Regions from separate parts of the Homo sapiens genome. Here region 2 is linked to region 1. A link is a contact called in ENCODE Hi-C or POLR2A ChIA-PET data. All regions are on one chromosome and are shown on one strand. The core of a region is the stretch at or near the end of the contact, and the rest is flanking DNA. Distances in the headings are between cores, read along the strand shown.

Region 1 (5,136 bases), core at 346-2,845:
ACAATCTTTGGCTGTCGTCTCAGACAGAAAACAAATTGCTTAATGTTTATACTTATACCCATCCATTCAATTTCGCATCGTCTATGAGACCTTACCACCCTCAGGTGTTTAAGCTTATTATACAACCCCTTTTTTTTGAGATCCTCTTTATTATTCCCCCCAATGTAGTTTGGATGTTTGTCCCCTCCAATTGTCATGTTGAAATGTGATCCCCAGTGTTGGAGATGGGGCCTAGTGGGAGATGTTTGGCTCATGGAAGTGGATCCCTTATGAATGGCTTGGTGCCCTCCCTGAAGCAATGAGTGAGTTCTCGCTCTATTAGTCAATGGGCGAGCTGGTTGTTAAAAAAAGCCTGGCACCTCCTCTCCTCTCTCTTGCTCCCTCACTTGCCCTGTGAGTTGCCTGCTTGCTCGCCCTTCGCCTTCCACCATGAGTGGAAGGTCCCTGAGGCCTCAACAGAAGCAGATGCTGGTGCCATGCTTCTTGTACAGCCTGCAGAACCAAATAAACCTCTTTTCTTTATAAAATACCAGTCTCAGTATTCCTTTGTGGCAATGCAAAATGGAATAACACACCCCCACTTTCTCCTGCTCAGCCACTTCTTGTATTTAGAGTGCTAAAGTCTTTTGCACAAAATTTTCTCAGTGTACCCTCCACAAAATAGGCCAGATTGGAAACCCCATACAAGATCCCTGATGCATCCGTTACCTAGCACAAGCCCTGACAAGCACGAAACAAAACCTGGTTTAGCGAATGGAGGGATGAATCCTGTTAGATAGCGATGGTCATCCTCATTTCACAGACGACGATACGGAGGGCCAGAGGGTGGAGCTGGTTAGTGCGTGGTAAAATTCCTCAAAATCAACTCGTCAGTGCATGCAAGCAGTATGTATGATCGGGATTCAAATCCCAACTATGCTGCTTCGGAAACTGAACGTCTGGGCTCATTTTTTTTTTTTTTTCTCCTAGCCACTAGACCACCAGGGACTGGGTTCATCCAGTCTTTGGTAAAAAAGGGGCTAAAATTTGCCTTGTAATTACATTAGATATGGTGGCCAATGCTCCTGGCATACAAGATTAGCTAACATTTACTGAGTGTCTACGCCGCGCCAGGTACTGTGTAACATAGGCGAGTTTAACACTGCTGAGTTTCACAGCAACCCTGTGGTCTACACCAAGGGACTCCTAGGGGCAGAGACGTTTCTTCGAGTCGCAGAACCGGGTGTGGGCCCCGCACCCAGACGTGGGCCATCGCCCTCCGCAGTCGGCTCCGTTAACCATCAAGCTCCCCCACCCCTCCAGGGCTGGGGACACTCCAGCCCCCATCAGGATGCTGGAGGCCGTCCGAAGCCCCACGAAGCCGACCAGCGCGCGTCGCCCCAGCAGCCCCCGCGCCCCTCCCGGGCCCGACGTCAGCACGCCCGCCGGCCCCGCCCCGGTGACGTTCCGGGGCCCGGCGCCCACCGCCCGCCGCTGTACCTGTGTGCACACCCTACCTGTACAATCGGTGGCTCGCGCTGAAGGAGATGCGGCGGGACACTTGTGCCTGGCAGCGACGGCCACCACCTTCCGTGCTCATCTTCCCGGCGCTGTCTGCGGTGCTCGGCCGGCACCTCCTCCCGCCGCGCGGCCGGTGCCTCCTCCCACCGCGGCTGCGCAGTGCGTGCCAGACGCGCCCCTAGGAAGTGCGTCTCCGCTTCCGCTCTGGCCAATCCCGGCCTCGGGAGACAGTTAAGGGTGTCTCTCGCTATCTGAATCTCTTCGGAGAGCAAGATTTGGGATACCTAAGCATACCCTGGAGTGGTCAGGGTGGGTGGGGACCCTGTGTCCTTGATCTGTTTGCCCCGCCTGAGGTCACGCCACGTAGTTAGGGCCCGTCTGGGCACACTTTGGGTCCTGAGTGACCTCTCTGAGCCTCCTCTCCCACTCTCTCCTGTAAAGCTCCAGTGACTGGTGACTCAATCGGATGAACCCCAGGGCCACAGTCCGCTTTATAGACCAAAAGGAGCAGGAATTGAGCCAGGCGGGCGTGGTGACGCACTCCTGTAGCCCCAGCTATTGAGAAGGAGAGGGATCACTTCAGCCCAGGAGTCCAACCTGGGCAATAGAGCAAGACCCTCGTTTCTCTTTTTCTTTTTTCTTTTTAATTATTATTATACTTTAAGTTCTAGGGTACATGTGCACAACGTGCAGGTTTGTTACATAGGTATTCATGTGTTATGTTGGTTTGCTGCACCCATCAACTCGTCATTTACATTAGGTATTTCTCCTAATGCTATCCCTCCCCCAGCCCCCTACTCCCTGACAGGCACCGGTGTGTGATGTTCCCCACCCTGTGTCCATGTGTTCTCATTGTTTGATTCCCACCTATGGGTGAGAACATGCAGTGTTTGGTTTTCTGTCCTTGTGATAGTTTGCTGAGAATGATGGTTTCCAGCTTCATCCATGTCCCTGCAAAGGACATGAATTCATCGTTTTTATGGCTGCATAATATTCCATGGTGTACATGTGCCACATTTTCTTAATCCAGTCTATCATTAATGGACATTTGGGTTGGTTCCAAGTCTTTGCAATTGTGAATAGTGCCACAATAAACATACAGGTGCATGTGTCTTTAAAGTAGCATGATTTATAATCCTTTGGGTATATACCCAGTAATGGGATGGCTGGGTCAAATGATATTTCTAGTTCTAGATCCTTGAGGAATCGTCACACTGTCTTCCACAATGGTTGAACTCATTTACACTCCCACCAACAGTGTAAAAGCATTCCTATTTCTCCACATCCTCTCCAACATCTGTTGTTTCCCAACTTTTTAATGATCGCCATTCTAACTGGTGTGAAATGGTATCTCATTGTGGTTTTGATTGGCATTTCTCTGATGGCCAGTGATGATGAGCATTTTTTCATGTGTCTGTTGGCTGCAGAAATGTCTTCTTTTGAGAAGTGTCTGTTCATATGCTTTGCCCACTTTTTGATGGGGTTGTTTGATTTTTTTTCTTATAAATTTGTTTAAGTTCTTTGTAGATTCTGGATATTAGCCCTTTGTCAGATGGGTAGATTGCAAAAATTTTCTCCCATTCTGTAGGTTGCCTGTTCACTCTGATGGTAGATTCTTTTGCCGTACAGAAGCTCTTTAGTTTAATTAGATCCCTTTTGTCTATTTTGGCTTTTGTTGCCATTGCTTTTGGTGTTGTAGTCATGAAGTCCTTGCCCATGCCTATGTCCTGAATGGCATTGCCTAGGCTTTCTTCTAGGGTTTTTATGGTTTTCGGTCTGATATTTAAGTCTTTAATCCATCTTGAGTTAATTTTTGTGTAAGGTGTAAGGAAGGGATCCAGTTTCAGCTTTCTACATATGGCTAGCCAGTTTTCCCAGCACCATTTATTTAATAGGGAATCCTTTCCCCATTTCTTGTTTTTATCAGGTTTGTCTAAGATCAGATGGTTGTAGATGTGTGGTGTTATTTCTGAGGCCTCTGTTGTGTTCCATTGGTGTATATATCTGTTTTGGTACCCATACCATGCTGTTTTTGTTACTGTAGGCTTGTAGTATAGTTCGAAGTCAGGTAGCGTGATGCCTCCAGCTTTGTTCTTTTTGCTTAGGATTAATACCGTTTCTTTAAAAAAAAATTTTTAAAGAGCAAGAATTTGAGAGCACAAATAGGACCACGTGACAACAGTCCTTTGGACTGTTGTGTAATGATCCTTACTAAGGGAAATTCTAAAGCCATTCTTATCCACAAGCATGTATGGACCCATTTATTACTCTGGGTTGGCATAGTGTGAATACAGACACCCCTAAACACATATTAGCAATTCTTCTGCCAGTGTAGACACATTGAGAGTGAAAGGATCTTGTTTCCTCACATCTACTCACAAGAGTAACCAAACTACACACAGTTCCCAGAATCATGTCACCTCTTGCTTCCATTCACTCTTTCACTAAATATTTATTGGGCATCTACTATGTGGCTGGCATTGTTCCAGGTACTGGAGAGGACAGCTCCACTCTATATGAGAAAAATCATCACTGTATATGATGAAAAGCAGGACAAGTCACTGATTAATAACAGGCTTGGAAAAGTTTCCTGTAAAAAGAAAGATAAAATCATGGGGGCGATAGAAATAAGCTCAAATGGTGATTTCCCTCAAATATCTCCTATTTACAGCTATATATTCTGTTTGTTCTGCATTAAACTACTAACAGGTTATTTAGCAAACACTCTCCATACATTTTCAGATGTTTGTCTCATCTACCCCATTGTACTGTAAAGAAAAAACTTCAAATAACATTTAGAGATTTTCGAGATAGAGACTGTTTAGTTCAATACTTTCACTTTACAGATAAGAAAATACAGCCACAGATAAGTGAATTACTATTGCGAGATCACTCAGAACAGAAACATTATTTCCCAGGTATGGACTGCCTCAGTGATAAATACTCTCTAACAGTCAGTGGTTACACAAATAGTTGCTCATTCCAAAACCAGCTTAAAGAATCAAAATAAAGTGAAAGAGTAAGAGAAATTTCTGCAAAATTATTTTTATTAATAATACTTGTTTGTTTTAGTAAAATATTTCACTGCATTTGCAGAGTTGAAGTTTAACCTGTTTGGAAATAGGATTGTTGCACACGTATTGAGATGAGGTGTTTAGGATGGGACCTAATCCAACATGACTAATGTTCTTGTAGAAAGGGGAAACTTGGACTCAAAAACTGACACATACAGAGGGAAGATCATGTGAAGACACAGACAACACCATCTCCAAGCCCAGGAGAGAGAACTGGAACAGATCTTTCTTCAAAGCCCTCAGAAGGAAAAAACCAACTTTGATTTCAGACTTCTAGCTTCCAGAATTGTGAGACAATTCATTTCTGTTAAGACCTCTGTGGTACTTTGTTATGGCAGCCCTAGCAGACTAACACACTAACCAATAAGCAAATAACATTCCTCTTAACTTAGCTTTCAGTGCCTTGAGATCAACAGCCATTTAGGTATAGTTCTCCCTTCACTCTTGCAACATTTACTGGCTTGTGCTTGGCTGCGTTGTCTCAGAAGGCTAGCTTCTACTAAAAGATCCCATAAGGGCCCCTGGCCAGCCTTCCTGCCTCAACTCCCCTGCTGTCTCCAGG
Region 2 (5,136 bases), core at 1,585-4,084, 300 kb before region 1:
ACTGAAGCTTCTTCCAAAATACCAGGATGACTCCTGATGTTCCATATTTCTCCACCCCTGGTGCCACTTATGCCTCCCTTCCTGACAGTTTTCAGACTCCGGAGCAGAGAGTTCACCCACTTCTTTCCCTGGAAGCAAGAATGGAAAGAGCCTCAGCTCCTGGCTCCAGGCAGGCTGTTACCCAGGGGCTCACAGAGCATGAGCAGCCTCCATGGAGTGGGAAGGGCTCTGTGGTGGACCCTCCAGCAGGCAGCATAGCCACCTGCCAGGTGTTCACCTCTCCAGGACTGCCTCTGCCTAGCCTGGACGTAGAACCTAATCTCAAAGAGGACTTTTGTTTTTTAAGGATTTCCTTCCTCAGGCTGGATTTCTCTCCACTTTCCCAAATCCCTGCTGTCCCTAGGATAGGACTCATTTATTCATCTCAGTAAACAAACATGCACTGAGCACTTACCACAGGGAGGATCCCACAACTCGCCCTTGTTATTGTGTAATGTGCAGTCATCTGGTAGAGGCTGCAACCACCCAAAGACACAATCAGAAAGCATGTGGAGGGAGGGGGTCCAGAGAGAAGTCTAATCCAGTCTGAGGGCACTCCTCCAGCCCACTGAGACATCCCTGGGGGATCCTCATTCTTTCCCAGTCAGCCCTCTGTTCTCCATTTATCTCCTTTTCAATGATTCTCTCTTTTCCTTCTTCCCTAGACATCTGGAGTCTCCTGCTGATGTGGGCAGTTTCCTGCTTCTCCTGTAGATAGTGAGAGCCTCACACCCCTACAGGGAGGTGTTGCCTGCAGTCTCAGCTCAACACCCTGGTCACCCTTTGCTCGCACTTGCTGACTTAGTCAGACCTCAGATTGAAGCATCTGAGGATGATGGGCTGTGTGACTAAGGAAGGGGCTGCCCCACCCAGAAGTTTAGATTACATATTTGTGTGCAGGACCTAGCACAGATAGGTCTACCCAGCATAGCTTTTTCTAACTTTGATTTAGACTGAACTCTAGAAGAGCCAAGCAGAATGTAAACCTCATGTTGGGGAGGTCAAGTTACTTTCTAGCTCAAGATTCTAGAGAGACAATTTAGCAACGTGGGCTTTGAGGTCAGGCTGCTAAGGTTCAAATCCCAGCTCTGATACTGGTTAATTAACCATTAGTGGAGTTATTTATCCTCTTTAAACCTGAGTTTCCTCAACTGTAAAACGGGGTAATAATAGCTCATACTTCATGGTGTTTCTGTGAGGATTAACTCAGATAATTTGTGTAAGCCTTCCATAAAGTGCCTGACACATGGCACTCAATAAATGTCAGCTTTATTTTTGGAAACCCGTTTTAGGTATTGGATAGCCCAGACCCCAAGCAAGGCTCTGTGGGAGCCACATCTTGCTGAGAGTGACAGGAAGAAGTTATTTTTAAAACAGATTACATTGCTGGGTTAAGTCCCACTTTTGGACTCTGTTGCCTTTCTCCTTTGATTCCTTCTAGGTGAATCCTAGACGGGTGCCCAGCATTTTGCTTCAATCAACTCTAAGGAAAACACACTCTGGAAAGTCTGCTAATCTAGTCTAGCAACCCAGGGCTGGAAGCTAGGACCAACTAGAGTGACTCACAGCAAATCTCATCTTTCCCTGGAGATGCAGAAAGGAAAGACACCAGACACCGTCACTGAAACTGCCTTGCAAGCCCCCACCTCCCATCACTGCACCAGGAACTTGTGTTTCTCACTTATGACTTGACCCTGGAGGGCTCTCCTCCTCTATGACTCCCCTCTGAGGATGCGGTCACTGCATCAGCCATCTCAGGCAGCACCCTTGAGTTACATGCAAACTGCTTCCCCTCAAAGTTGCGGTACACACCTTACACAGCTGGTATGGTGGGCCGTTGTCAAGTTTCCTGGCTGCCCAGCCCCTTTAAACACCCTTCTTACATTAGAGGAATTTTCCATCCTATGCATCCTGCCTCCTAAAAGTAGAAACAATAACAGTCACTTTCCCAGCCTCCTTTGCAGCTAAGACATAAGCAGGTGGCTGAGGAGCTGCTGGGATGATAAGGTGACATTCTGGGGCCAGATGTGGCATGGACACTGAAGGCAGCAGTGGTGACAATGGTCATGTTCCTGGCAAATTGTGATACAAATTAGAACATCCAGTTGGCGGCAGTGGCGGTGCCACAGCAGTTTTCTCATTAAGCCAGTTCTGCCACGTGTAGTGGAACATTATTCTGCACGTGTAGCCTGGGGCCTGGTTTCCCAGGCTCTGCTGATTCTGTGAGACACCCAACATCCTGTTACTAAACCTTTCCTGCTGTGTCAGCCAGAATTGGCTTCAACTGCTTACCATGAGGAACCCCGATTCCTACAGGCAAAAACCACAGGGAACACATGGTGGCAACATAGAAGTCAAGTCTTACTGAGATCTCTCTTGCTTAATAGATATGTCCAAACCCTTTAAATTCCTGTGCCCCTGGTCCTGTCCCAAAAGGAAACCTCAGACTTTATGTTTTTTTAGGCAAGTGGAGCAGGTTGTGACCCTGCAATCCAGCCTGAGAAGGCATAAACAGCATCTCAGCATTTGTCAAAGCAGCTTCCTCCAGGGGAGAGGTCAAAGCTGTCTTTGTTGGGATGATTCCAAAACAGGCTCCAGGGGCCACAGCTACAGGCTGAGACCAAAGGCCCTCCTCAGGCAGCTGACACACAGTAAGCAAAGGGCCCGAGGTCATGCCTGGGTCCAGAGCTTGAGGGCTCTGAGGTCAGGCCAACACAAGGAATGGTGACGGGAAAGACTGAGGAGCTCAGGCCCGCTCAGAGACATGTCATGAGTTCCTTGGCTGCAGCTCCTGTCCAGGGCTTGGGAGCAGCCACGTTAAGCCCTTCCAGAGCCCTGGCACTGCTGACAGAAATACTGGCAAGGTGCCTGGTCACATATAAACAAATTATCCTTCCCACACTCCTGAGGAACTGAAGAAGGAAGGCATGGAAGACCCTGAGAACCATGCTGGGACTTCTCTACACGCTCCCTGCTAAGGGTCTTCCTGTTTCCAAAGACCCTCTGGTCAGGACACTTGTCTAGGAGACAACTGGCCTCTGGCTAAGGAACAGAGGGGAGATGAAGACACGGGGTAGCTGGAATGCAAGCTGTGAGTTTGGAGCTCTCTGAACCATCTCTTCCAGGTGACTGGGGGTAGCTGGAATGCAAGCTGTAAGTTTGAAGCTCCCCGAACCATCTCTTCCAGGTGACTGCTTGGCTGAGGTCAGAGAGTCTGGGCCAATATGCAAAAAGAACCATGCCAAGCAGAGCAAGAGGAGAGCTCCAATGTCAGAGTGCGAGGTGTTGAACCCACTGTGCCAGATCTACTTCTGGTGACAGGGGGCAAGAAATTTCCCTTTCTGCTCAAGCTAGTTCGGGGGGTGGCTTTTGCCACTTGCAATCAAAATAGGCCAGACCACCACAGGTTCCTGAGACAGAGCCTTAAACATGTTTCCTGTTCTCTGTATGCTCACAACAGTGGGGACAAGCCATCATTTCATGGAAGGAGAGCCACTGTGCTTCTTCTGGATAGAAAGGCAGCTCTTGTTAGTGCATGACCTATGATTACCCCACAACAGAGCTAACATCATTCAAACATCCACAAAATAGCCTACAGTCATGCACCAAGTCACAGCCTTTTGGAGAAGCTTCAGCATGAAGTCCAGAAGACTTTAGTCTGTAATTCCATATAGATACAGACAAAAGATCCAGGTTTTTTCTCCCCTCCAGCCCTCATCTTTGGCCCTGACACCCTCGGATTGCCAGGCTTGTCTCAGAAGATGCTGGGAACTGTCTAACTGCCCCTACCAAGTTAAGCACAGCAGGAGGCAAATAAAATGAGGCCCCGCCATCCCATTGTCCTGGGCCCCTCCCACCTTGGGCTGTCCAGATTCAGGGCTGGGCACCAAGCTTAAGCCACACTCCCTACATTCTTTTTTTGGGAAGCTGGCACAGACCTCCAGGCCTTAGCCCAGCAGCAACTGTAGCTTTGTTACCCTGGGGCATGGAAATTTCCCTCTCCCTGACAGCCTCATTCATTTGTCTCTTAATTAGACACAGTCCCCCACGGTGCTGTGTCCTCCACTGTGATCTTTGACAAGCTCCTAGAGGGCCTCCCCACTGAGTCATGTGATCAGAGGGAAGTCATCCAGTCCAGCCCCTGCTTTAGGCTCACTCCCAGCACCCCCGCAGCTCCCAGCCCAGAAAGGGAGTCACGTCTCTGAGAGGCAGCTGTACCATTGCCGGCTTTTCAGTTGTTAGAAATTTCTTTTCCCTATTCAGCTAAAATTGGCCTCCCTTCCACCCCATTCCCCTTCTATCTTATCACAGATGTAGTTCATTTTCACATCCATAGGACAGGAATTTATTGAAAAACAGATCTTTTTGTCCTTATAAAAAAAAAAAAACTCTTTTTCACCTAAACAACCTGTTTCCTCTCCTGTTCCTTATGGTTTTCAGACCCACAGCCATTCTATCCATGGTTGCCTGGATACTTTACACAAACAAACGTTAGACTACACTGCAGCATCAGAACTAAAATCTACTTCAGGTGAGGTCTTAAAAAAAAAAAAAGCCCACACATTAGTTAATTATAATTTAACTTATATCCCTCCCCCTCACTGTCTAGAACTTGAATAGTTGGTGAGATAGAAATGGCTAGTTGCCTCCAAATATCCATTTCCCCTTCTTTTCATCAACAGGATCTAATTTTTTAGCTGGGCATACTGTCACCTGGGTAAAACAGTCCAATTCCAATCATCCATTGCAGCTGTGTTACATGTAACTAATTTCTAGCCAAAGAGACATAAGCAGAAATGTGTGAGAAACTTCCTGGAAGCCTCCTTAAGAGTGAGAAGGTGGACCCTTCTTTCTGCCTTCTCCATTCTGCTTCTGGAACTCAGATGTGATGCCTGGAACTCTAGCAGTCATCCTGGACCACGAGGATGTGGACTGTACACTTGAGCAATTAGAAGGGAACTGGTTCCTGACAACTCTGTGTTGCTGGCTGCCCCCACTAGCTTGGGATTGCCTAACTCTAGACTTGTTTTATGCAAAAAAAAAAAAAAAACTTCTCCTTTATTTAAGCTATATAGTATTTGAGTGTTTTCTTAAATA

The links. A loop is a pair of places that touch in the nucleus more often than their neighbours do. ChIA-PET counts read pairs that join two places held with the same protein, here RNA polymerase II (POLR2A). Pooled maps may share reads with other maps.
Region 2: a map of aorta shows a loop between it and region 1 (2.3-fold over the local background). The contact joins the enhancer-like site here to the promoter of PTS in region 1. A Hi-C loop is called at or near these places in 1 of 168 maps with a recorded cell type or tissue (aorta) and 4 of 50 pooled maps. POLR2A ChIA-PET finds 5 or more read pairs at or near these places in 1 of 52 experiments (common myeloid progenitor, CD34-positive).

The regions. Positions count from the first base shown.
Region 1 is chr11:112,222,887-112,228,022 of GRCh38, reverse strand. PTS (6-pyruvoyltetrahydropterin synthase) reads right to left here and starts at 1,595. Exons shown (of 6, transcript NM_000317.3): 1 at 1,497-1,595. The coding sequence starts at 1,579. RefSeq lists silencers at 663-957, 1,315-1,724.
Region 2 is chr11:112,522,605-112,527,740 of GRCh38, reverse strand. All of the region lies in intron 2 of LINC02763 (long intergenic non-protein coding RNA 2763), which reads right to left. Among named protein-coding and RNA genes, the nearest start is that of LINC02764, 31 kb to the left of the region's middle. Within about 2 kb of position 2,834, at least 13 of the 41 ENCODE cell types and tissues checked have a DNase peak (open chromatin) inside an H3K27ac peak, as active enhancers do.